Regions from separate parts of the Homo sapiens genome. Here region 1 is linked to region 2. A link is an interaction called in ENCODE POLR2A ChIA-PET data of the cell type or tissue named here. Cell type or tissue: MCF 10A. All regions are shown on one strand. Each heading gives the region's core, and the rest is flanking DNA. Links, peaks and the distances in the headings are about the cores only.

What was found. Peaks named below come from ENCODE experiments on the same cell type or tissue, not always from the same donor. Only the 100,000 strongest peaks of a DNase experiment are listed, where the experiment ranks them.
Region 1: POLR2A ChIA-PET joins it to region 2 with 5 read pairs; 5 of 35 experiments call an interaction of 5 or more read pairs at or near these places.

The regions. Positions count from the first base shown.
Region 1 is chr18:12,562,169-12,575,137 of GRCh38, forward strand. All of the region lies in intron 2 of SPIRE1 (spire type actin nucleation factor 1), which reads right to left. Among named protein-coding and RNA genes, the nearest start is that of SPIRE1, 89 kb to the right of the region's middle. In MCF 10A, for the core only: no CTCF peak of the experiment used is centred there; a DNase peak (open chromatin) is centred at 7,243.
Region 2 is chr18:12,622,425-12,635,393 of GRCh38, forward strand. SPIRE1 (spire type actin nucleation factor 1) reads right to left here. Exons shown (of 17, transcript NM_001128626.2): 2 at 12,638-12,672. Among named protein-coding and RNA genes, the nearest start is that of SPIRE1, 29 kb to the right of the region's middle. In MCF 10A, for the core only: no CTCF peak of the experiment used is centred there; no DNase peak of the experiment used is centred there.

The DNA.
Region 1 (12,969 bases), core at 4,777-9,776, 60 kb before region 2:
CCACATTTTCATCCACTAAAATGTTCTAACATCAGGGATTTACAACCTTGTTTATGCTATGGACCTCTTTAGTATTCTGATGAAATCTATTAATTTATTCTCATAATAATGTATTTGTTTTGTTTTCTGTTTCTGAGACATGATCTCACTCTGTCACTCAGGCTGGAGTGCAGTGGTGTAATCATGGCTCACTGGAGCCTTGACTTCCTGGGCTCAAGTGATCCTCCCATCTCAGCCTCCAGAGTAGCTAGGACCACAGGCACCTGCCACCAACACCTGACTAAATTTATTTTATTTTCTTAACATTTTATTTTATATTTTTTGTTTTATTTTATTTTATTATTTTATGTTCCAGGATACATGTGCAGGATGTGGAAGTTTGTTACATAAACATGTACGATGGTAGTCTGCTGCACCCATCAACCCATTACCTAGGTATTAGGCCCAGCATGCATTAGCTATTTTTCCTGATGCTCTCCCGCCCCCCACCCCCAATGCCTGGCTAGTTTTTAAAAAAATTTTGTAGAGAAAGGGTCTCACTATGTTGCCTAGGCTGGTCTTGAACTTCTGGGCTCAAGTGATCCTTCTGCTTCTGCCTCCCAACGTGCTGGGATTACAGGCATGAGCCACTACACATAGCCTATAGTAATGTCTTTAAATGCATACAACACAACTTCTAAGATTATAAAATATACTAAAATATAGTTAACACAATAACAAAATTATAATATAGTTTCATGTATATGCTTCTTTATACACCCATTAAATTACATGATATTGGCAGATGCAATTAATTTTAGAGTGGTGATGAGTATATTTGAGAGATATGCAATCACTGTAATTTAACATGAAAAGATCTGTGTTTTCTATTGGTGACAACACGAATATGCTAATACTACTGTGGTTTATCACTTAGATTCACAGTTGAATGAATGTTTAATTTCAGTTACAGGGTAGCAAAAGTAACGATGCATTTTCTCCCATTCACACTCACAGATACCCCCAACCCCGATTATGAATCCCTGTTCTATACTCATTAAAAAAAAAAAAATCTGAGTTCTAGGTATATGGTGTTGATCTATACATTTATATAAGAAAGTATTATCTATGAGCATCAAAATAATACAAATTTCATACAACTATTATATTAGTCTTTTTTTTTTAAGAGATGGGGGTCTCCAGCCCAGGCTGGAGTGCATTGGCCCTTCATAGGTGTGATCATAATGTACATCAGCCTAGAACTCTTGGCATCAAACAATCCTCCTGCTTCCACCTCCCAAGTAGCCGGGACTAGAAAACTCTCATATTTGCTAAATTCATTTAGGTTCCTATGAGTAGATATAAATTAGAACATTATGAGATATTCCAATTATTCATAAAAACAAATGCAATCATGTTACCTGAATGTAAAAACTTCATCTATATAGTCCAATGAATCTTCTAAAAATAGTTGTGATACAAGAAATATGTATTGTCCTTTTCCATGTTATTGGCATCAATTGTATCTATAATCCCTTAGATCTTTAGAAGATTCTTGGGGCAAATAAAAAACCCCAAAACTGTTACCACTCAAAATAGAACAAGATACCGAAAAAGAAAAATTAAAGGAATATAAAATTATTTAAAAACTTTAGGAGTTACAGAAGAACATAAGATGAAAATATACTATTAAAGCCAAACAAATCTATTTTTATGTACAAAAGCATTCCTGAAATGTGTAAATATTCAAGAGCAAACTATTAAATTCTATCTTTTTCTAATGAACAAAAATCATACATAAAGCCGATGTAAATAGAGTATATATATTATGTTTTACATATCTTCAGTTTCTTAAACAGCTATTCTTTTCCTGAAATTCATGTTGCATAAAAGGGGCTTTTCATACTGATACAAAAAGCATAGTTTTACAATGTCAGGTTAGAACTAGCCAAGTTCATCCTAAAATTCATATGAAAAAATAAACTAGCAAAACATCCAGGAAAATTAAAGGGTCCCAGCTCTATCACATACTCAAGGATCTAATCAATGATTAGAGCAGTGTGACCCTAGAGCATAAACAGGCATACAGACTAATGGAACAGACCCAGTGGGCAAAGAAAGTTGGACTGGGTAGTGGCAGTCATTGGAAAAAAAATGAAACCAAGAAACTACTAGGAGAATAAAGGGGGCGAATTAGAGAAGACTTCCCTAACTATGAGTCAAACTCTAGAAGCCATAAGGAGAAAGACAGTTATGTTAAACATAAAACACATGTATAAGGCAAAACAAAAATTTTAAAACACCATGAACAAAGTAAAAAACAAAAAACAGTTTCTAAATCCACATGTAAGGAGCTTAGAAGTCACTACTCTATTCTGACAACAAGTAAAAAGCTGAACAAATGGAAAAATCAACAACTCTTCCTGGATCCATACAGATGAGAGCAGAGGGCAAACCAATGTCCCCAAGATTGGAGAGGCAGAGAGGTGAATACAGGTATTCGTGGCTTCCAGAGCAGAGCATTATAAGTGGAAACTGCCCTGGGAACCAGCGCCAGGGTGGGAAAAATTGAATGGTAACTGACCAAGTGCTAGGAGCTTAGCACAGCAATCCTGAGAATTAAAAAAAACTCCAGGGGACCTGGTCAGAGGAGGACCCTCACACTTGTGTATGTTTTACCGAAGAGAACTGAAAGCTCCAAAACTGAAAAGCAAAGAGAACAAAGACTGGGGAAAAACAAAAACAAAAAACAAAATGGAGTATCTAAGGACTGTGGGACAACTATTATGCAAAAGGTATAAATTATGTGTAATAGGAATAACAAAAGAAGAAAGAAAGAAAAAGAAAAGAAAAGAAAAAGATACCTGAAGGAATAATGACCAAGAATTTCCTTCAATTATTGTCAGACATCAAACTACAGGTCCAAAATTTTAAAGAACATCGAGCATGATAAATGCCAAAAAACTACACATAAGCATATCAGTTTCTAACTACAGAAAATCCAAGATACAGCAAAAATTCTTAAAGAAGTTAAAAGGACAAAAACCACACCTTACCTATGGAGGAACAAAGATAAGAATTACATTTCACATCTCAGAAACCATGCAAGCAAGAAGAAAATGGAATGAAATATTCAAAATGTTAAGAGAAAAACCTGCATCAACCTAGAGTTTTGTATTCAGCAAAATTACCCATCAGAAGTGAAGGAGAAATAAAAACTTTTCCTTTTTTTTCTTTTTTCCATTGGGAAGGAGCCTCGCTCTGTCGCCCAGGCTGGAGTGCAGTGGTGCAATCACAGCTCACTGCAACCTCTGCCTCCTGGGTTCAAACGATTCTTCTGCCTTAGCCTCCCGAGTAGCTGGGATTACAGGTGCACACCACCATGCCTGGCTAATTTTTGTATTTTAGTAGAGACGAGATTTCACCACGTTGGTCAAGCTGGTCTTGAATTCCTGACCTCAAATGATCTTCCCGCCTCAGCCTCCCAAAGTCCTGGGATTACAGGTGTGAGCCACTGCGCCCGGCCAAGACTTTTCAAACAAATAAAAATGGAAGAAATTTGTTGTCAGTAGACATGCCTTGCAAGGAATGTTAACAGAAGTTCTTGGCCGGGCGCGGTGGCTCACGCCTGTAATCCCAGGAATTTGGGAGGCCGAGGCAGGCAGATCATGAGGTCAGAAGTACGAGACCAGCCTGGCCAATATGGTGAAACTCCATCTCTACTATAAATACAAAAGTTGGCTGGGCATGGTGGTGCACGCCTGTAGTCCCAGCTACTCGGGAGGCTGAGGGAGTAGATCGCTTGAACCTGGGAGGTGGAGGTTGCAGTGAGCCAAGATCGTGCCATTGCACTCCAGCCTGGGCGACAATACAAACAAACAAACAAACAAAAAAAAAAATTCTTTAGGCTGGGTGTGGTAGCTCCCTCCTATAATCCCAGCACTTTGGGAGGCCGAGGCTGGCAGATCACCTGAGGTCAGGAGTTTGAGACCAGCCTGGCCAACATGGCAAAACCTCATCTCTACCAAAAATACAAAAATTAGCTGGGCATGGTGGTGCATGCCTGTAATCCCAGCTACACGGGAGGCTGAGGCAGGAGAATGGCTTGAACCCGGGAGGTGGAGGTTGCGGTAAGCCGAGATTGCAACACTGCACTCCAGCCTGGGCCACAGAGTAAGACTCCGTCTCAAATAAAAAATAAATTAAAAAGAAGTTATTTAGAGAGAAAGAAAATAATATGGGTCAAAAATTCAGATCTACGTAAAGAAAGGAGGAGCACTGAAGTAAAAATAAGTGATGGTAAAATAAAAACTTTTATTTTGCTTATTCTTAATTGGTCTAATAGCTAACAGTTTGTCCAAAATAATAATAGCAACAATGTATTCAATTATGTATGCTTATGTATATATCTTATTCGGGATTATTTCATTAGTACAGGGCACTCACATTACCTATCAAGAGGTAGAGTGTTATTTGAACTGGGCTTGGATTAGCTGTAAATGTATACTAGAAATTCTAGGGAAACCAATAAAGAAACTCAATAAAAGAATAAATAATTAATAACCTTCCAAAACAGAAAGCACCAGGACCAGATAGGTTCACTGGTGAATTCTACCAAACATTCAAAAAGAAATTATGTCAACCCTCTACAATCTACCTCAGAATATACAAGCAGAAGGAATATTTCTAATTCATCCTATGAGGCCAGCATTACCCTAATACCAAAAGCAGAAAAAGATACTATGAGAATACGACAGACCAATATCTCTCATGGACATAGACACAAAAATCTTCAGTAGAATACTAGCAAATTGAATCCAACCATGTACCAAGAAAATTATACACCACAACCAAGTGGCATTTATCCCAGGTATGCAAGAAATAAAACTTAGTTCGCAGATGACATGATCATCTAAGTAGAAAATACAAAAGAATGAACAAAATCCCTCTGGAACTAATAAGCAATTATAGCAAGGTTGCAGGATACAAGGTTAATATACAAAAGTCAATCATTTTAATACATATCAGCAATGAACAAGTAGAATTTGAAATTAAAAATATAATACCACTTACATGAGCACCCCCCAAAATAAAATACTTAGGTGTCAATCTAACAAAATACATACAAGATCTGTATAAGGAAAAATACAAAATACTGATGAACAAAATGAAAGAACTAAAGACACGGAGAGACACTCCACATTCATGGACAGGAAGACTCATTGTCAAGATGTCAGTTCTTCCCAGCTTGATCTACAGATTCAATGCAATCCAAATTTCAGCAAATTATTTTGCAGATATTAACAAACTAGTTCTAAAGTTTATATAAAAAGGCAAAGGACCCAGAATAGCCCACATAATATTACTCTTAACTGGTGGATCACAGTGACATTTTGGGTCTCCTAGAATCACTATCTGTTCAGAGCCTGTGTCCAGCTGTCCCTAAGAGGTCTGATTACTCCTTTTTCCCCAATATGCAGTTACACTGGTAAAAAGCCCTAAGTCCTTTGGGGAAGGATTAACAAAATATAAATTTTTGGTAGCATACCAGGATCCTTCCTTAAGGGAATTCAGCCTCCCTACATTCAATGGATTCTGGGTCTGGAAATGGCTCAAGTATGGGAATTGACTGAGGGTCATGACTCTCTGTTTTTATTAATCAAGTTTGAGTTTTGTTTACCTAACCTATAACTTTCCTGCTTATACAAATCAAGTAAGAATTTACTACGTTTCCCATTTCACTTCTAGAAATGCCATGATCAAATAACCAAAGCCATTGGTCTTTGTGAGTTGGACTATTATGACTGCTGCTTTAACTCTGCTGTTCATTTTGGTAATCATGTCTGCCTTGCCTTTGGTGACTGAGTGCCACCATTTGGCTCCTGCCACCCTGGGATCCAATTACTTCCATTGCATTAGGTTTCCCAATTCAGTGACCAGAGTTCCCACTGTAAGGTATGGCATACGTAGACGTAGAAGAGTGATCGGGGTACTTCAAGGATGCTGGGGTTCCCCTTACTAATTTATTTTTCACAGTCATGGTGAAAGTGTTTTCTGGACCTTCCCAGGGTGGGAACATAGGTGTTAAATGACAAATCCACTCTTACATGCCAATCATTTTTCTCATCTTACTACAAAGTTACCTTTGCAAGCTAATTTTAGTTATCACTCATGTATGCTGCTGTCCAGCTATACTGATTTCTTACTCTTTCCTTTATATGCTCTACACTTTCTCATCTCTATGCCACTGTTCAGTATCATTCCTATTTTCTGCATGGCCTTTCTCCTGCATTTTGTATGTCCAACTCCACTCATCTGTCCATCCTCTTGCTCTAAAGAATCTCCTCTATGATGCCTTGGTATCCCTGATTCTACCATCGCATCACAATCTCTATGAATTAATGAAAACAACTATTTTTTTCTTCAGAATCTTCATGATGTTAATTTGCATGTTTATGTGGTATATTTCACTTGTTACCTTGGATTATGGCTAATTATATACCTATCTTAATTCTCCAACAAGACTAAGCTCCTTGAAGGCAAAATCCTTCTGTAATTCATCTTTATATCTTCACATTATTTTATAAACAGTAAGGACTCAAAAGTTAATGAGTGAATGAGCCAAGATATAAATTATTTCCTCTCAGACATATATGGTTTAAAGTTAGATATGGAACTTATGAACACAGAAAGTTACTCCACCTTTGTCATTCCAACAGATCACTGTAGTGGTGATCCAGCGTGATCCAGCCTGAACAGCTCTGAAACATCCTGGAGGAACTGCTAGCCCAAGGATAAACTACATCTGGTCTGGTTAAACATCCCAAATCTACTCACCTTTCCTAATTTAAACCTGAGCCAAAAAGTAATTCTAAAATTAACCCATACTCTTAGAAATACAGGCATAACATGGCCGGGTGCGGTGGCTCATGCCTGCAATCCCAGCACTTCGGGAGGCCAAGGTGGGTGGATTACAAAGTCAGGAGATCGAGACCATCCTGGCTAACACGGTGAAACCCTGTCTCTACTAAAAATATACAAAAAAATTAGCCAGGCATGGTGGCAGGCACCTGTATTCCCAGCTACTCGGGAGGCTGAGGCAGGAGAATGGCGTGAACCTGGGAGGGAGCTTGCAGTGAGCTGAGATCACACCAATGCACTCCTGCCTGGGCGACAGAGTGAGACTCCGTCTCAAAAAAAAAAAAAAAAAGGAGCACAGGCATAACAAGGCTTGGCATTATTACACTGGCATGTGCACCAGCTGACTCATCACTTTCACTGGATTGAGGGAATGTCTAATATTTTGCCAGAAAAGCATATACCTAGTTCTTCGGACACCATCTTGAATTGGAGACAAGGGGGGCTACCAGAAAAATGACTGAAACATAAGAGTACCTGGACAGGTGACTTTGCATAGATATATACTTATTTATGCTAATTTTAGGAGGTTATTGGCCAAAACGTAGAAATGTTTAAAAACAACAACAACAAAAAAAAAAAACAAGAGAAAAGACAGCATCAGATCTAAAATATTCATCTGAGTTACTAGTCTCAAGGCAGGTGGAAAACCGTTGCTCATGTCCTATCACAGTAGCACCAGCCCCCTTGCCCCCTTGGACATTTCCAGGGCCTCTGACATTCGTTAAAATGAACATGAATTACAGTGTAAAGTTTTAGAACTAAATGAAACAAGTGGTTTTAAAGCCCAACCAATTGAAATGGGGTAGAAGAAAAGAGGGCACTAAATAAAACCACATATTCTAAAATTTAAGGCTACTACAATGTCATATCTACTTGTTTATCCTGTGTGGGGTCAACAGACACACAGATGGAACTGCTTGTTCTCTAGCTGCCAGGTCCAGCCACTGAGGGCAGCCTCACTATTGAATAGCAGCACACACACTAACACCAATGCTTCATGCAGAGCACCCACCACGTATCCCATAATCAAGTCTTCCCATCACCACGTTATTCCCCTTCATCCAGCCCCTCTTTGTGCTGACTTTGACTTCCTAAAAGTATTGGAGTCCATATTTGTCTCCTTTGCTGGCATGATCAAGTATGATTCTTCTTGGTATTTGCTAGAATGCAGCGCTTTGCTCTCCATGCAGTATGTGCTTTAAAATTTTTGTTTAACATGTGTAAATAGCAATAGATAGCGTAAGTCTTAAATGTCAAATCTGCTGAAATGGAGATGACCTATATCAAATATCAAGGTTGTGGAGCACAGCGCCTACCCTTTCAGTTGTTATCTAACAAACAGTAGCTGCTATTGCCTTTGTCGTCATGCTTCATTACCAAAATCCCCTCTTTTCCAGCTTAAAAATTCAAAAACCAAAACCAGAAAAGTTTCTTCAAGTCCCCTTGTCAATCAAATAAATGGGATTTCCTTATATCTGTATAGCACTTCATTAGGAGTATGTTTTCCTTTATACATTACGATGATCCTGGGAAGCAGACATTAATTATTCTCATTTTAAACATGAGAAAACTGAGGCAGTTAATATATAACAAAGCCAGGCTGGAGTCCTCCTCACTTATGGAATTCCATATCCATAATTCTACTCTCCCACAGAGCCGCACACCTGGACATCTCCTACTCTGCCATGCTTGGGCTAAAATGTGGCATCAAGAATTAAATCCTATTCCATGTGTTGTATAATCATCAGATAACACACCAAATGAGGACTTCCCTTGTTCCACACCACATAAATACAACCAGTTCAGTATTCAGATTTCTGGTAAGCTCATTAAATTATCAACCCTTTGGGTTTACAGTCAACCAGAATGGCCAAGTCACACACATCATAATAGTTAAGCATATTTCTCCTTTAGTGTGTGTTTCTTTTTTTTAGCTTGTGAAAGATGTTTTTCAGACCTGGTAAAAGGTTACATATTTATCTCAAACCTATTTTATCCTATTTATTTATTAATTTTATTTTTTTGAGATGGAGCCTTACTCTGTCACCCAGGCTGAAACGCAGTTGCACAACCTCTGCTCACTGCAACCTCCGCTTCCTGGGTTCAAGCAATTCTCCTGCCTTAGCCTCCCGAGTAGCTGGGATTACAGGTGCCAGCCACTACGCTCGGCTAATTTTTGTATTTTTAGTAGAGATGAGGTTTCACTATGTTGGCTAGGCTGGTCTCAAACTCTTGACCTCAAGTGATCCGCCCACCTAAGCCTCCCAAAGTGCTGGGATTACAGGCATGAGCCACCACACCTGGCCCCTATTTATTTTGAACAATTATTTTAGCTTGGTAGAATCATGTAAAATCTAGAGTCTGCCATCTAACACATTATCATGCCCAGACCAAAACTGGCCAATCTGGGTATGCATTCTGCGTCTTTAGAAAATTTATTTAAAGGTGAGTCCCAACTAAGAAGCCCTTCAGAATACCAGGGACATTTTCCCCATGCTGACACTGATTGCAACCTAACTTCATAAAATGATCTCACATTTTTCCACTGTGTTCACAAAAATACTATAAAGCTTTAATAAAATACTTTGTCACAATCTCTAAATACTATTGTAATCCCACATCTAATAAACTCTATCCCTTCAAAAGCATAATTTTCTATTAATCTAGCTAATGTCCACTGTGCATAGTTCCCTTCATTAATTCAGTCAACAGACATTTCCCAAGAGCAAAGTGTATGTGGCAATGGAGATACAGCAATGAAGAAAACACAGGAGGTTTATGGCCTTCACAGAGCTTTTGACTTGGGGAAAACAGATAATAAACTGACTCATATAACCATGTTAAACATTACAATAACGAGAAGGTGTCATGGGAGCATATAACAGGGAACTACAACCTAGTCTGGGGTCACGGAAGCCCCTCACTAAGAGAGTAAAGTTTAAACAGACACCTGAAAGATCAGTAGGAGTTATACAGGAGCAGATGGGGTTACAGTAGAGTTCCAGAAACAGGAAATACTGAGTATGAGGGACCAGAGGTCAAGAAGAACATGGAATGACTGAGAAAAATCCTAATGACTAGAGGAAGAGCGAGGATGAAGCTAGACCAGCAGTGGGGGCTTGGGGGGGTCAATTACACAATCACACAGGGTCTCATACAGGCTATCTAAAGGATATGGGTCTTTATCAAATAAAATTAATACAGGCCACTGATGTGTTTTGTGGACCAAGATGATCTCATCTCATTTTTTTTTTAATAGACAGGGTCTCACTATGTTGCCCCAACTGTCCCAAACACCTGGCCTTAACTGATCCTCTTGCCTCAGCCTCACACAGTGCTAGGATTACAGACATGAGCCACCACACCCAGCCTGTCTCTACACAGAATTAGAAAATTACCCAGGCATGGTGGCATGCACCTGTGGTCCCAGCTATTTGGGAGGCTGAGGCAAGAGGATCGCTTGAGCCCAGAAAAAAACTGCAGTGAGCCATGTTGGCACCACTGCACTCCAGCCAGGGTAACAGAATGAGACCCTGTCTCGAAAACAAAACAAAAAAAATTGTTAAAAAAATTTTTAAATAGAAGATACACTGTGGTACTGGCAAAAGAAATGATAAAATAGATCAATGGGACAGAGTACACAGCCGAGAAATGTACTCACAGAAATAGAGTCAACTGATATTTCACAAAGGAGCAAAAGCAATACAAAATGAAGCCAGGATTGTCTTTTCATCAAATGGTTCTGGAACAACTGTATATGAACAAGTAAAAATATGAATCTAGACATGGACCTTAAACCTTTCACAAAAATTAACTCAAAAGGGATGATAGACCTAAATGTAAAATCCGAAACTATAAAACTCCTAGAAGATAGGCAGCATTGGGTTTGCAATGATGTTTTAGATATGACACCAAAACACAACCCATGAAAGAAGAATTGACTAAGCTGGACTTTATTAAAGACATTTTTCAGAGAATAAAATGATCAAGCCACAGACTGGAAGAAAATATCTGCAGAACACATATCTGATAAAGAACTGGTATCCAAAATATAGAAAGAATTCTTAAAACCCAGTGAGAAAACAACCCAATTATATAATAGGCAAATAATGTGAATGTACACCTCACCAAAGAAGATATACAGATGGAAAATAAGCATATGAAAACATTCTCTACATCATATGCCATTAAGGAACTGCAAATTACAACGAGATACTACTACACCCCTCCGAGAGTAACTAAAATATAAAATACTCGTAACACCAAATGCTAGCAAGGATGTGGAGCAATAGGAACTCTCAGGAATGCAAAATGGTACAACCACTTTGGGGGACAATTTAGCAGTTTCTTACAAAACTAAACACACTATTACCAAATGATCTGGCAAATATGCTTCTTGGTATTTACCCAAATAAGTTTAAACTATGTCCATACAAAAACCTGCACATGAATGTTTATAGTCAAACTTAGAAGCAACCAAGATGTCCCTCAATAGGTGAATGGGTAAACAAACTGTGGTAAATCCAGATAATGGAATAATATTCAAAGATAAAAAAGAAATGAGCTATCTATATAACAGTAATGATGGACATGTGTCATCATATATCTGTCAAAACCCACAGAATATAAAACATAAAAAGTGAACCCTTATGTACTATTGACTTTTAATTTTTCTTTTTTTTTTCCTTTGAGACGGAGTTTTGCTCTGTTGCCCAGGCTGGAGTGCAGTGGTGCAATCTCGGCTCACTGCAAGCTCCGCCTCCCGGGTTCACGCCATTCTCCTGCCTCAGCCTCCCGAGTAGCTGGGACTACAGGTGCCTGCCACCACGCCCGGCTAATTTTTTGTATTTTTAGTAGAGACGGGGTTTCACCGTGTTAGCCAGGATGGTCTCCATCTCCTGACCTCATGATCCACCCACCTCATTCTCCCAAAGTGCTAAGATTACAGGCGTGAGCCACCGCTCCCGGCCGACTTTTAATTTTTAATGTATCAATATTGGTTCATGTAGTAAATGTACTACATGAACAACATTGGTTCAATGTAGTAAACGTACTGCATTAATGCAAGATACTAATAACAGGAGAAAGTGACTTAAGATTATGTGAGAATTCTCTATACTTTCTGAACAATTTTTTCTGTAAACCTAAAACTGCTCTAAAAAAAGTATTAATTTTTAAAAAAATAGATAGATAATGTGGCTTTAAAAATACAGTGTTAGAGAACGGATTAAAAATGGGCCAGAGCAGATGCAGGAAGATCAAATAGGAGGCTACTGCAGTAGAGTCAAATCTAGGGCTGATGGTTTCTTGGGATGCATAGTAATAGGTAGATAGAGAAAGTCTTTAGGAGGTAGAATGGACAGGACTTCACAATGCATTAAATGTAGGGAGAAAAAAAATGATTCCTGGGTTTCTAGCTTGAGCTAGTAGGGATAGTGGTAGAATTTACTGATATGGAAAACTGGAGGAAAAAGAGTTTGGAAGAGAAAGATGGCAAGTTAAATACCTGTGGGAAATATAATCACAGACACTAAATAGGCAGCTGTGTGGGTGGCAAAGGAGAGCCATGGGCTAGGAACATACAGTGGGATTCCCTGGCATGTCATTGGTTACTGAAGTCAGAGTGTATGAGACAGCCTAAGGAGAGAATGCACACAGGAGAAGAAGAACTAAACATTCAGTGGCTGGCCAGAGGATGAGAAACCAAGAGATTGGACTGTAAAGGAGCAACAGTGTTGGGAAAGGGAGAAAAGGATGAAATCCAAAAACTGTGGTATCACAAAAACCAAAGAAAGAAAATATTTCAAGAAGGAAGGCATCGTCATATGTACTGAATGTGGATAAGAAGTAAGAGGAACTCTAGCACACGTCCACTGGATTCAGTAAGGTGGAGGTCATTGGAGACTTTGGCAAGGGCAATCTGGGTGAGTAAACAGAAATGTGTACACAGCAGTCTCAGAAAATTCAATGAAGAAAAGGGGAAATACATGTTAGTAGCTGGAGATGAGACAGGGCAGAGGTAGGTGTTTTCAGTCTGTCTTTTAAGACCAGAGTTTTAAGCATGTTTTG
Region 2 (12,969 bases), core at 4,182-9,181:
TTTTTTTTTTTTTTTTGAGACAGAGTCTTGCTCTGTCGCCCAGGCTGGAGTGCAGTGGCGCGATCTTGGCTCACTGCAAGCTCCGCCTCCCCGGTTCACGCCATTCTCCTGCCTCAGCCTCCTGAGTAGCTGGGACTACAGGCACCCACCACCATGCCCGGCTAATTTTTTGTATTTTTAGTAGAGACAGGGTTTCACTGTGTTAGCCAGGATGGTCTCGATCTCCTGACCTCGTGATCCGCCCGCCTCAGCCTCCCAAAGTGCTGGGATTACAGGCGTGAGCCACTGTGCCCAGGCCTCAGCTGTGTCCAATCTTTAACATGACCTGTAATACTTGGCACCACCTTGTCTTTCCTACATTTTCTTTAACTCTCCCTCCTTCTCTATGCTTCAGACATCCTTGTGTTCTGTCAGTTTCAAAAACAGCTAGCTCTTTCAGAATCTTCACTATGGTGTCCTTCTTCCTGGAAAGTTCCACTGGATTTACCTAAATCCTTTCCCTCAGCCTGGCTAACTCCTTCAAGCCAAGTCTGTCTTTTAATGCAAAGATGCATGTGACTCTAAGAATGGCACACAACAGATGCTCAATTAATGTGTCAATATTGTTATGTACCTAAGGGAAGAGATGCCGAGAAAAATACTCTAAACAGCCACTATCACTAAGCAGTAGGGTATGAAGTGATTTTTACATTCTTTTACCCTTCAAGATGTTTTAATTTTTACAACAAATATACATTTTTTTTTTTTGAGACAGAGTCTCGCTCTGTTGCCCAGGCTGGAGTGCAGTGGCGTGATCTTGGCTCACTGCAAGCTCCACCTCCTAGGTTCATGCCATTCTCCTGCCTCAGCCTCCTGAGTAGCTGGGACTACAGGCGCCCGCCACCACGCCTGGCTGATTTTTTGTATTTTTAGTAGAGACAGGGTTTCACTGTGTTAGCCAGGATGGTCTCAATCTCCTGACCTCGTGATCTGCCCGCCTTGGCCTCCCAAAGTGCTGGGATTACAGGTGTAAGCCACTGCGCCTGGCCAACATCATTTCTACAAATGCTACAAATGAATAAATGTACTTTGAAAAACTAAATAAAAATCTAGTCCCTTCCCACACAGATCCCATCCGCATTGCATTATGTGTGCTGAAAAATACTGGTTTTATTTTATTTAAATCATTTTAATTTTTCACTAAGACAGACTGATAAGGCAAATTCTTTTTTGTTTTGTTTTTTGAGAGAGTTTCACTCTTGTCACCCAGGCTGGAGTGCAATGGCATGATCTTGGCTCACTGCAACCTCCACCTCCCAGGTTGAATCAATTCTCTTGTCTCAGCCTCCCAAGTAGCTGGGATTACAGGCAACCACCACCATGCTCAACTAATTTTTTGTATTTAGTAGAGCCAGGGTTTCACCATATTGGCCAGGCTGGTCTCGAACTCCTGACCTCAGGTGATCCGCCTGCCTCGGCCTTCCAAAGTGCTGGGATTACAGGCGTAAGCCACTGCACTCGGCCTTTTTTTTTTTCTTGAGATGGAGTCTCACTCTGTCGCCCAGGTTGGTGCGCCCTGGAGTGGTCTCGGCTCACTGCAACCTCTGCCTCAAGGGTTCAAGCCATTCTCCTGCCTCAGCCTCCCGAGTAGCTGGGATTACAGGCACGTGTCACCACACCCAACTAATTTTGTATTTTTAGTAGAGACGGAGTTTCGCCATGTTGATCAGCTGGTCTCGAACTCCTGACCTCAGGTGATCCGCCCGCCTCGGCCTCCCAAAGTGTTGGGATTACAAGCGTAAACCACCATGCCTGCCTAATAAGGCAAATTATTAAAAAAAAAAAAACATTCTACATGGCTGGGAGTGGTGGCTCACACCTGTAATCCCAGCACTTTGGGAGGCTGAGGCGGGTGGATCACTTGTGGTCAGAAGTTTGAGACCAACCTGACCAATATGGTGAAACCCCGTCTCTACTGAAATTACAAAAATTAGCCAGGCGTGGTGGCGTGTGCCTGTAGTCCCAGCTACTCGGGAGGCTGAGGCAGCAGAATTACTTGAACCCAGGAGGCGGGGGTTGCAGTGAGCCGAGATCGTACCACTACACTCCAGCCTGGGTGACAGAGCAAGACACTGACTCAAAAAAAAAAAAAAAAAAATCTACATACTCTATTGTAAAGTACTGGGAGGTGTTTAAGCTACCCATATAGTAAATATGGTAAACTCTTTTGAGACCAGCCTGGCCAACATGATGAAACCCCATCTCTACTAAAAATACAAAAATTAGCCAGGCATGGTGGTGGACACCTGTAATCCCAGCTATTTGGGAGGCTGAGACAGAATTGCTTGAACCTGGGAGGCAGAGGTTGCAGTGAGCCGAGATCACGCCACTGCACTCCAGCCTGGGCGACAGAGTGAGACTCCATCTCAAAAAAAAAAAAAAGTAATTATAAAATATTTACTCCCAGATAATTTGAGTTATTCTGAAATCCTTTGCCAGACATATAACTATTATTTGTCTTCAGATATAGTAAAAACTATTCAAAGGAACACTACTTGTATAAATTATGTATCCTATGGTCAAATCATGTCCCCTGATAGACATCTATGACTGTAACCCAGAAAGGTCATTTTAGTAATAAATGCCAACTGGGCGGGGGTGGGGGAAGCATGACTGAATTTCAAATATGCCAAGTGACTGTCATAATGTCCTAGTCTATGTCTGATACATGAAATCTAAGTGGAGATTATCTATTCATCACACTACAATGATCCCTCTGCCAAGACCTCTATTAAAATTGACACTCGGAAGCGGCAACTCATGTACAGACACAATTTCCTCTGAGGACGTACAAACTGATTTCCACACCGTGTTGCGGCCATGGGAATTCAGGTGTGTTTGGGGTCTTTAATCCAAAAAGACAGAAAGTAGAATGCAAGCATTCCTAAACATTCCTCTTAGCCTGCTGACCAAGGAGAAAATGCTGTTGTTACCAGCAGTTACTGGAGTTTATTCTTCCAGTCCTCTTTGACAATACATTTCATCATTTTAACTTCTTGTGATGCAATTCCATTTACAAACCCATAAAGCGTAAGATCAGGCAAAGCCATCTGCTAAAAGAGTAGATTCAATAATAATTGCCTTGTTGTTTCTACAAGATATTTTAAGATTTAATTAGTTTGGTATCAAATACTATTTCTCAGTCACATAAAACAGCCTCATTTATGCAGCTAAAGTTGTGCATGCATGCAAATATTTTCATGTGTGCATAACTACTACTTTCTTCTTTCAGGTTGGATTTTTTAGTTACTTTTGAAATTAAGGGCTACCCATTGTCAATTAAAAGAGGCAATACAGGGCGGGGCATGGTAGCTCATGCCTGTAATCCCAGCACTTTGGGAGGCCAAGGCGGGTGGATCACCTGAGGTCAGGAGTTCGAGATCAGCCTGGCCAACATGGTGAAACCCCGTCTCTACTAAAAATACAAAAATTAGCTGGGCGTGGTGGCGGCTGCCTGTAATCCCAGCTACTCAGGAGAATCACTTGAACCCAGGAGGCAGATGTTACAGTGAGCTGAGATCACACCACTGCACTCCAGCCTGGACAACAGAGAGAGACTCCATTCCCCACACCGCCCCGCCCCCCCCCAAAAAAAGGAAATACAAATCTAATTGTCACCTAAACGAGCCAGAAGGTAGAATCAATTATGGGTAGTGAGCTGATTTAGCTAAAGACAAAAAAAGACATTTTAAAATGTTATACTCCGTATAAAGCAGCAAACCCCATTTACAGCCTTTAGTAGTTTATTTTAGGATGCTCAGAAAACATTAAAAATTGATATAGCCCTGTTTGGGTCAAAAACTGTACATAACCAGATCGAGGTCCAAGAGACTATGATGTATTTCTTGGCTTCTCTCAAGATCTCTGGGTCCCCTAAAGCAGATTTGACTTTCCAGGAGGTTCAACTATATAGAACAATTCTTGAATCATTTTGAGTAATTTGGAATCAGACTACTTTACAAGTTCCTACAGTACAGACCCTGTCCTCATCTAAGAGGTTGAAGGTTCATGGACTGCGTTAACACTTTTGTCAAGGTTACATCTAACAGGACTATATCCGTTGGCTATAAAATGCCAAGAACTGAAGTAGCTGCAGTTAAGAGGCATATAAGGAGATACAAAGGCATCTCATTATTCCAAATAAGGCACTAAATTAACCATCAGCATTATGTAGATACCTTACATTGCAGATACAGGCTGAATAAAGAAAAGACAAATATATGAAAAGTAAAGAGATAAAGTGGTTCCGCAACTTTCTGGCTATGTCGGCTTGGGCAAATTACTTAACCTCTCTATATACTTAGCTCTCATCCCTAAAATGCAAATAATAGGATCTACTTCATACATTTGCTGTGATGATTAATTAATGTCTATAACAGTACTTGGAATATAGTAAGCTGTAAAATATATATATATATATATATTTTTTTTTTTTTTTTGCCCAGAGGATGATCATTTTTAATTTAAAAAGATTGTTAACAGGTCTGAACTCTTTTGTTATTTACATAAACAAAACAAAATTTTTTGACTGAGAGTAATTAATGCCTCTTAATTCAAACTAAATATTCTTTTGCTTCAGAGGTGGACAGAGAAACACTCTTCTAATTGTAAAATTTTTTTGTTATTATACTTTAAGTTCTAGGGTACATGCGCACAATGTGCAGGTTTATTACAGAGGTATACATGTGCCATGTTGGTTTGTTGCACCCATTTACATTAGGTATTTCTCCTAATGCTATCCCTCCTCCCTCCCCCACCCCACAACAGGCTCCAGTGTGTGATGTTCCCCACCCTGTGTCCAAGTGTTCTCATTGTTCAATTCCCACCTATGAGTGAGAACATGTGGTGTTTGGTTTTCCGTCCTTGCAATAGTTTGCTCAAAATGATGGTTTCCAGCTTCATCTATGTCCCTGCAAAGGACATGAACTCATCCTTTTTTATGGCTGCATAGTATTCCATGGTGTGTATGTGCCACGTTTTCTTAATCCAGTCTATCATCGATGGACATTTGGGTTGGTTCCAAGCCTGCTATTGTGAATAGTGCCACAGTAAACATATGTGTGCATGTGTCTTTATAGTAGCATGATTTATAATCCTTTAGGTATATACCCAGTAATGGGATCACTAGGTCAAATGGTATTTCTAGTTCTCGATCCTTGAATCGCCACACTGTCTTCCATAATGGTTGAACTAATTTACACTTCCAAAAACAGTGTAAAAGCGTTCCTATTTCTCCACATCATCTCCAGCATCTGTTGTTTCCTGAATTTTTAACAACTGCCATTCTAACTGGTATGAGATGGTATCTCATTGTGGTTTTGATTTGCATTTCTCTGATGACCAGTGATGATGAGCATTTTCTAATGTGTCTGTTGGCTGCATAAATGTCTTCTTTTGAGAAGTGTCTGTTCATATCCTTTGCCCACTTTTTGATGGGGTTGTTTTTTTCTTGTAAATTTGTTTGAGTTCTTTGTAGATTCTGGATATTAGCCCTTTGTCAGATGGGTAGATTGCAAAAATTTTCTCCCATTCTGTAGGTTTCCTGTTCACTCTGAGGGTAGCTTCTTCTGCCATGCAGAAGCTCTTTAGTTTAATTAGATCCCATTTGTCTATTCTGGCTTTTGTTGCCATTGCTTTTGGTGTTTTAGTCATGAAGTCCTTGACCATGCCTATGTCCTGAATAGTATTGCCTAGATTTTCTTCTAGGGTTTTTATAGCGTTAGGTCTAACATTTTAAGTCTTTAATCCATCTCGAATTAATTTTTGTATAAAGAAAGGGATCCAGTTTCAGCTTTCTACATATGGCTAGCCAGTTTTCCCAGTACCATGTATTAAATAGGGAATCCTTTCCCCATTTCTTGTTTTTGTCAGGTTTGTCAAAGATCAGATGGTTATAGATGTGTGGTGTTATTTCTGAGGCCTCTGTTCTGTTCCATTGGTCAATATATCTGTTTTGGTACCAGTACCATGCTGTTTTGGTTACTGTAGCCTTGTAGTATAGTTTGAAGTCAGGTAGTACAATGCCTCCAGTTTTGTTCTTTTTGCTTAGGATTGTCTTGGGAATGCGGGCTCTTTTTTGGTTCTATATGAACTTTAAAGTAGTTTTTTCCAATTCTGTGAAGAAAGTCATTGGTAGCTTGATGGGGATGGCATTGAATCTATAAATTATCTTGGGCAGTATGGCCATTTTCACGATATTGATTCTTCCTATCCATAAGCACGGAATGTTCTTCCATTTGTTTGTGTCTCTCTCTTATTTTGTTGAGCAGTGGTTTGTAGTTCTCCTTGAAGAGGTCCCTCATATCCCTTGTAAGTTGGATTCCTAGGTATTTTATTCTCTTTGTAGCAATATGAATGGGAGTTCACTCATGATTTGGCTCTCTGTCTGTTATTAGTGTACAGGAATGAGTAAGCTGTAAAATATTTCTTCAAGATGCATGTGGGAATGAAACACAGAATAGGTACTTATGCCCAGTATACATGAACTTTATTTCTGAGATGTGAACATGAGTCTTTTTAATAGTTTCCCTCACTAAAGCTTAAATGATTCTATGGTACAATTTTTACAAACCAGTTCTATCAAGATTAAAGTAATGATAAAAGTTCATTTAACTTTATATAATACTTTAACCTATTCCACTTAAAATACAGTTAATCCCCCAAGGGAACAGGATTGTTCTAGTTATTCATTTAACCTTCTTTCCTGCTGAAGGGAAAGGGCCTCTGAGTGCTACATAATTAGTGGTGATTAATAGGAGACAGGAATGTGATGAAATTTGGAAAGCTGGAAAAAAACCAATGTAAAAGCCTCAATTAAAATACATGGAAATTCAAATCAGTTCTGTTTTAGCATTTTCAAATATTTAGCAATTTTCTTCAAAAGTAAGATTATAATCCACAAAACTATTTAAACAATGGCAGTAGGAAAAATTTGTAAAATTGGAATAAAAGCTACCCTTAAATCTGGGTCTGAACTGCTTCCTTGACAGGCAAGCGCCTACGAGTACAGGTTAGTCATTCAAGAGTTTATAAATTAGTAGTCTGAGCTGTGAGCCACTACTAGGAAGGGAGAAATATGGGTCACACGCTGTTTAAATTACATGTCCTTTTCAAAACTGTAAGAACAACATACAGATCAGTGGCTAAGAGGGGCTGGGAGGAGGGGCAGGGCTAACTACAAAGTGGCATGGGGGACGTTAAAGGGGTGACAAAACTTGATTGTAGGGATAGTTAACAACAAAATATCCTTGTCAAAACTCAAAGAATTAAATAAAAAGGTAAATTTTACTGTATGTAAATTATACTTTCAAAAAGCAGAAAAAGTTATAGGGAAAAATTAAATTGCCTATTAAAGTAAAAAAATTTGCATGTCATTTAAAACAAATCATATGAAAGATTTCCATTAAGGAGTTCAAATGCTGGAAAATACTTAGTATAATCAAGTATATTAAAACATTTTCCAAACAGTAAGAAATAAGGTAAAATACTTGATTTTAAGAAACATTAGCTTGAGGTAAAAGATCACATAAAAGTTAATCAAATACCTATATGTGATTTCACTGCTTTCTCAGAACTCATAATTTTTAATTTTTAAGAATATGGTAAAAGTGCTAAAAAAGTTATAATTAAAACTACAAAATAATTCATAACATGATTTTTATGTACTACAAAAACTATTAAAATTAAAAAGTTGAACAATTGATGTTCTCTATTTCAATTCTATGACTTGATGAGGGTCCTAAAACCCCAGAGAGATAAAGAGATTTTGTTCTCCCTGGGAGTCTGTAAGCCTTGCTTAAGAAGGACTTCCTTCTTGCTCCCAGGAAACCTTACACTTCCCAACCAGGAATGACACATAATATGCTGCACGTATAAAGCTAGGCTTGATGCTGAATAAAATGTAAATAATTTTTATGGCAGGCACAGTGGCTCGTGCCTGTAATCCCAGCACTTTGGAGGCTGAGGCAGGCAGATGACCTGAGGTTCCGAGTTCGAGACCAGCCTCGCCAACACGGCAAAACTCCATCTCTACTAAAAATACAAAAATTAGCTGGGCGTGGTGGCACATGCCTGTAATCTCAGCTACTCAGGAGGCTGAGGCAGGAGAATCGCTTGAACCTGGGAGGCAGAGGTTGCAGTGAGCTGAGATCATGCCACTGCACTCCAGCCTGGGCAAGAGCAAGACTCTGTCTCAAAAAATAATAATAATTTTTGCAGCTATCCACCCTCAATGGAGAATCTGAGGCAGAGAAGCGAGAAGGAAAGGGAGGCCCCATGAGCTGAGCCTGGGCACAAGGGCCACCTAACAAGGCCTCTCTGAATTCAGAAAGGCTGAACAGGCTGCCCCAGAATGGCAGCCAGCCTCTTCCTTCAGGCAGCTTATACTAGCAAGAGTTGGGTGAGGGGTTTACAGAGGGAATGGCAGAAATAGAAAAACAATTTGTTTTGCTCAACAGAAAAATAATTTAAGAGCCAAGAGAGGCTCTAGTAGTCAGTCCCCTTTGTGACCCCGTATAACCTCAGTCTCAGAAATGAGCCTGCCTTCTTGCTGACAAAAAGAGCCTTAAACCCATATGGCAAGGATGCCTGGGCTTCCTGCTGCCTACCCCACAACTCTAGTTTCCTCCTACCTCCCTATTCTGTTTCTTAGGAAGAAGTACCTCTGCCATCTGTGCTCTCATACCACAGCTCTCAAACCTTTAAATTTTGGTTTTAGACTCTCTTTACACACTAAAAAATTAGAGCCCAAAGAGCTTTTTTTTAATGTGGGCTATAATCTATCAATATTTACTGTATTAGAAATTAAAACCAAGGAATGTTTAAAATATGTATTAATTCATTTAAGCCCATTAAATGTTAATAACATTTTATGGAGGAAAAAAAAACTACATTAAAAAAATGAGAACAGTGGAATTGTTTTACATTTTACAAAACCTTTTAATGTCAGGCTCAATGAAAGCCACAGAGGCTGGGCAAGGTGCCTCACATTTATAATCCCAACACTTTGGGAGGCCGAGGCATGAGGACTGCTTGAGCTCAGGAGTTGGAGACCAGCCTGGGCAACATAGCAAAACCCCATCTCTACAAAAAAAAAAAAAAAAAAAAAAAAAAACATAAAAATAAAAAAACAGGCCAGGCACAGTGGCTTACGCCTGTAATCCCAACACTTTGGGAGGGTGAGGCGGGAGGATCACGAGGTCAGGAGTTCACAACCAGCCTGGCAAAACCCTGTCTCTACTAAAAATACAAAAATTAGCCGGGCATCATGGCGCACGCCTGTAGTCCCAGCTACTTGGGAGGCTGAGGTAGTAGAATCGCTTGAACCCAGGAGGCAGAGGTTGTAGTGAGCCAAGATCGCACCTCTGCACTCCAGTCTGGGTGACAGAGTGAGACTCTGTCTCAAAAAATACACATAAAATAAAAAATAAAAAACTGTCCAGGTGTGGTGACATGCACCTGTAGTCCCAGCTACTCAGAGGGCTGAGGTGGGAGGATGACTTGAACCTAGGAAGTTGAGGCTACAGTGAGCCGTTATCATGGCACTGCACTCCAGCCTGGGTGACAGAGCAAGACTCTGTCTCCAAAAAAAAAAAAGGCTGGATCTCATCTGCTTCTGCAGTCATTCTGACAGTCTTCCTCATGCCTCCAAAAACTCCATGGTACGCTCTTAAGAGAATGAAAGTATAAAGGCAAATGATATCCTAGTAGTACTATGAAAATAGTTTTGACCTTGCAGATCCCCTGAGAGGGTCTCAGAGACCACAGAGCCCTGGACCAGTCTTGGTTCTGAGCAGCACTACTCCAGACAACCATCGTCTCCCATGTGTTCCTGGGTCTGCTTCATTAGATAACCACTCTTGAACCTGGCTCACGCACTCCAGGCTCCCTCACACCACCACCACCAAATGGCCCATCGTCTCTAACCTAAAACGCAACAGAAAACTTCCTCCTTATGCTGTTTTTTAATTCCTTCTGTCATTTCACCAAACTTCTAAGAAAAAGTAGTTCCCTCTGGCTCTACCGCCTCACCACTCCTGCTTTTTGCTATCTTAATTACCAAAGTAATACACAGATACTTTTTTTTAAATCAAACAATATGGATAAATGACCATCCACAATCCCAATCTCCTCCCCACTGATAACCACTGTTAGCCCTAGAAAATACCTATTTTTCTGAATTAAATCAATATCAGATTGAAATTTTTGTTTCCTTGTGTTTTGCCCCCTCCAAATTTTTACTTTTTTTTTAATTCTGAAAAACTTCTATTTAGTTAGATTCCAATTCTTTTGGTGACCTATGTTATGGATCAAATTATAAGGGCTGTCAATTAGGAGATAAAATGAACTAATGCTTCTTTACAAAGTGAGTACTAAACTAATGTTAAGATCATGTGGATTTTATGACAATATAATAAAACGATAATTAGATAACTGTGCCTTGTATGTAAAATCTTCATATTTCATTACCTAAATGCAGATGAATGCTGACTATATTTGTATCATCTTAATTCACAATAGTGCATTTAAGGTTTATGAAACATTTTAATATATAGTATCTCTTTAAAAATTTCATAAGCTATGAGGTTAATACAAATTACCATTAACATTTTATAGATAAGAAAGACAAAGTTCTGGAAGAAAAATTACTTACTCAAAATTGCATAGCTAGAAAAATACACACCCAGAAACCACAAAACTTACCTCTTCTGACTCAAATCAAATCCCACCCCTTTGTGTCATGTTGAATAGTATATCAAAAATTCTAACAATATAAAAATATTAAGTTCTTGCCTTTTTAGATCTAACTTGGAAAAAATTGTCCCTCCTTTCAAAGTTGAATAGAAAATGCAAAAATGGGCCGGGCACAGTGGCTCACGCCTGTAATGGTGGATCACCTGAGACCGGGAGTTTGAGACCAGCCTGGCCAACATGGTAAAACCCCGTCTTCACTAAAAATACAAAAACTAGCCAGCATGGTGGCATGTGCCTGTAGTCCCAGCGACTCGGGAAGCTGAGGCAGGAGAATCACTTGAACCTGGGAGGTGGAGGTTGCAGTGAGCCAAGATTGTGCCACTGCACTCCAGCCTGGGAGACACAGCAAGGCTCTGTCTCAAAAGAAAAAAAAAAAAGAAAGAAAATACAAAAATTAATGCCAAAAGGGATAAATTATTTTTGTTTCTCTATTATACAATATAATCCCTTGGGAAGCCTACATTTCATTTAAAACAACAGTTAAAACTTACTAAAACCTACAACAATATGTAGATGCATTATAAAATTTGAAATACAACTTCTTAAATCCTTTATTTGGGCATTGCCACTAACAAAACACCCAACACCCCCAATCTAAGGATGATGAAACTGCTACTGAAAAGAACACCACACATATATGCTGACCTGGTATTTCAGTATTATGCTTGAAATCCCTGCAATGAACACATAGAAACCCCTTAAATTTCACAATCAGAAATTTGAAATTAAATTATTAAAAAATAATAAACCAGGCCAGGCACAGTGGCTCATGCCTGTAATCCCAGCACTTTGGGAGGCCGAGGCGGGCGGATCACGAGGTCAGGAGATCGAGACCATCCTGGCTAACACGGTGAAACCCTGTCTCTACTAAAAATACAAAAAATTAGCTGGGCGCGGTGGCGGGCGCCTGTAGTCCCAGCTACCTGGGAGGCTGGGGCAGGAGAATGGCGTGAACCCGGGAGGCGGAGCTTGCAGTGAGCTGAGATCGTGCCACTGCCCTCCAGCCTGGGCGACAGAGCGAGACTCCGTCTAAAAATAAAAATAAAAAAAAAAAAAAATAATAATAATAATAAACCTACTTGTATAAATAACAAAGCACCAAATTTATTATTAATCTTACTAAAACATTGTTTCTAAGTCCCTATTTTTTCTTAAATTAAGGCAGCTCCAATGGAGTCTAACACATTTAAATGCTGTATTTATTATATGACATACTGCACTGAATTATGAAAAAAAAACTGAAATTACTAAGAGCTCTGGATCTTAGCTAACTCAATTCTGCAAATAATAATACGGTTAAATTTTAAAATGATAATTAAGCTATTCTTTATAACACAACCTGACGTTACAAAAATATGGACAAGGCAAGTAATTTTTCTTCACATTTTACTCTTCCTAAACCTAGAAAACACACCTGCTCTCAAAACATCTTATCAGGGCCAGGTGCGGTGACTCATGCCTATAATCCCAGCACTTTGAAAGGCCAAGGCGGGTGGATCACCTGAGGTAAGGAGTTCAAGACCAGCCTGGCCAACATGGTGAAACCCCGTCTCTACTAAAAATACAAAAATTAGCTGAGCGTGGTGGTGGGTGCCTATAATCCCAGCCAGTCAGAAGGCTGAGGCGGGAGAATCGCTTGAACTCAAGAGGCAGAGGTTGCAGTGAGCCAAGATCGTGCCATTGTACTCCAGCCTGGGCGACAAGAGCAAAAGTCCATCTCAAAAAAAAAAAAAAAGAAATCTTATCAGAAGACCAAGAACCTATAGTGAGATAGTTCAGTACTCAAGTTAGTCTAAACAGGACTGCAAAGCTGCTTTACTAAGAAATATTTGAGTATTTCACTTACCTCTGTTTCCATACATTGTGAATATCCCAATTTACCTGTAATAAAAATGAAAAGGATTACTTTAAAAAGATTTCAGCTTTTTTAAATCATTGATAAAAATATTTGAGCTTCTCTGGCTATGGCTTTATTATGTCTATGAGAATATCTATGCAAATGAAAGATGCTAGAATGACCAAATATCCCTGAAGGTCCTACTTAGAGATTTAAGTTTAAATAGGCCCATTAAAAAATAACAAAGAAAAAAGGTGAGAAAAAAATGCTTAACTGTAATAAGATCTAAAACATATGTACATATTTAATACAGATATATAAATCAATCAAACAAAAACATT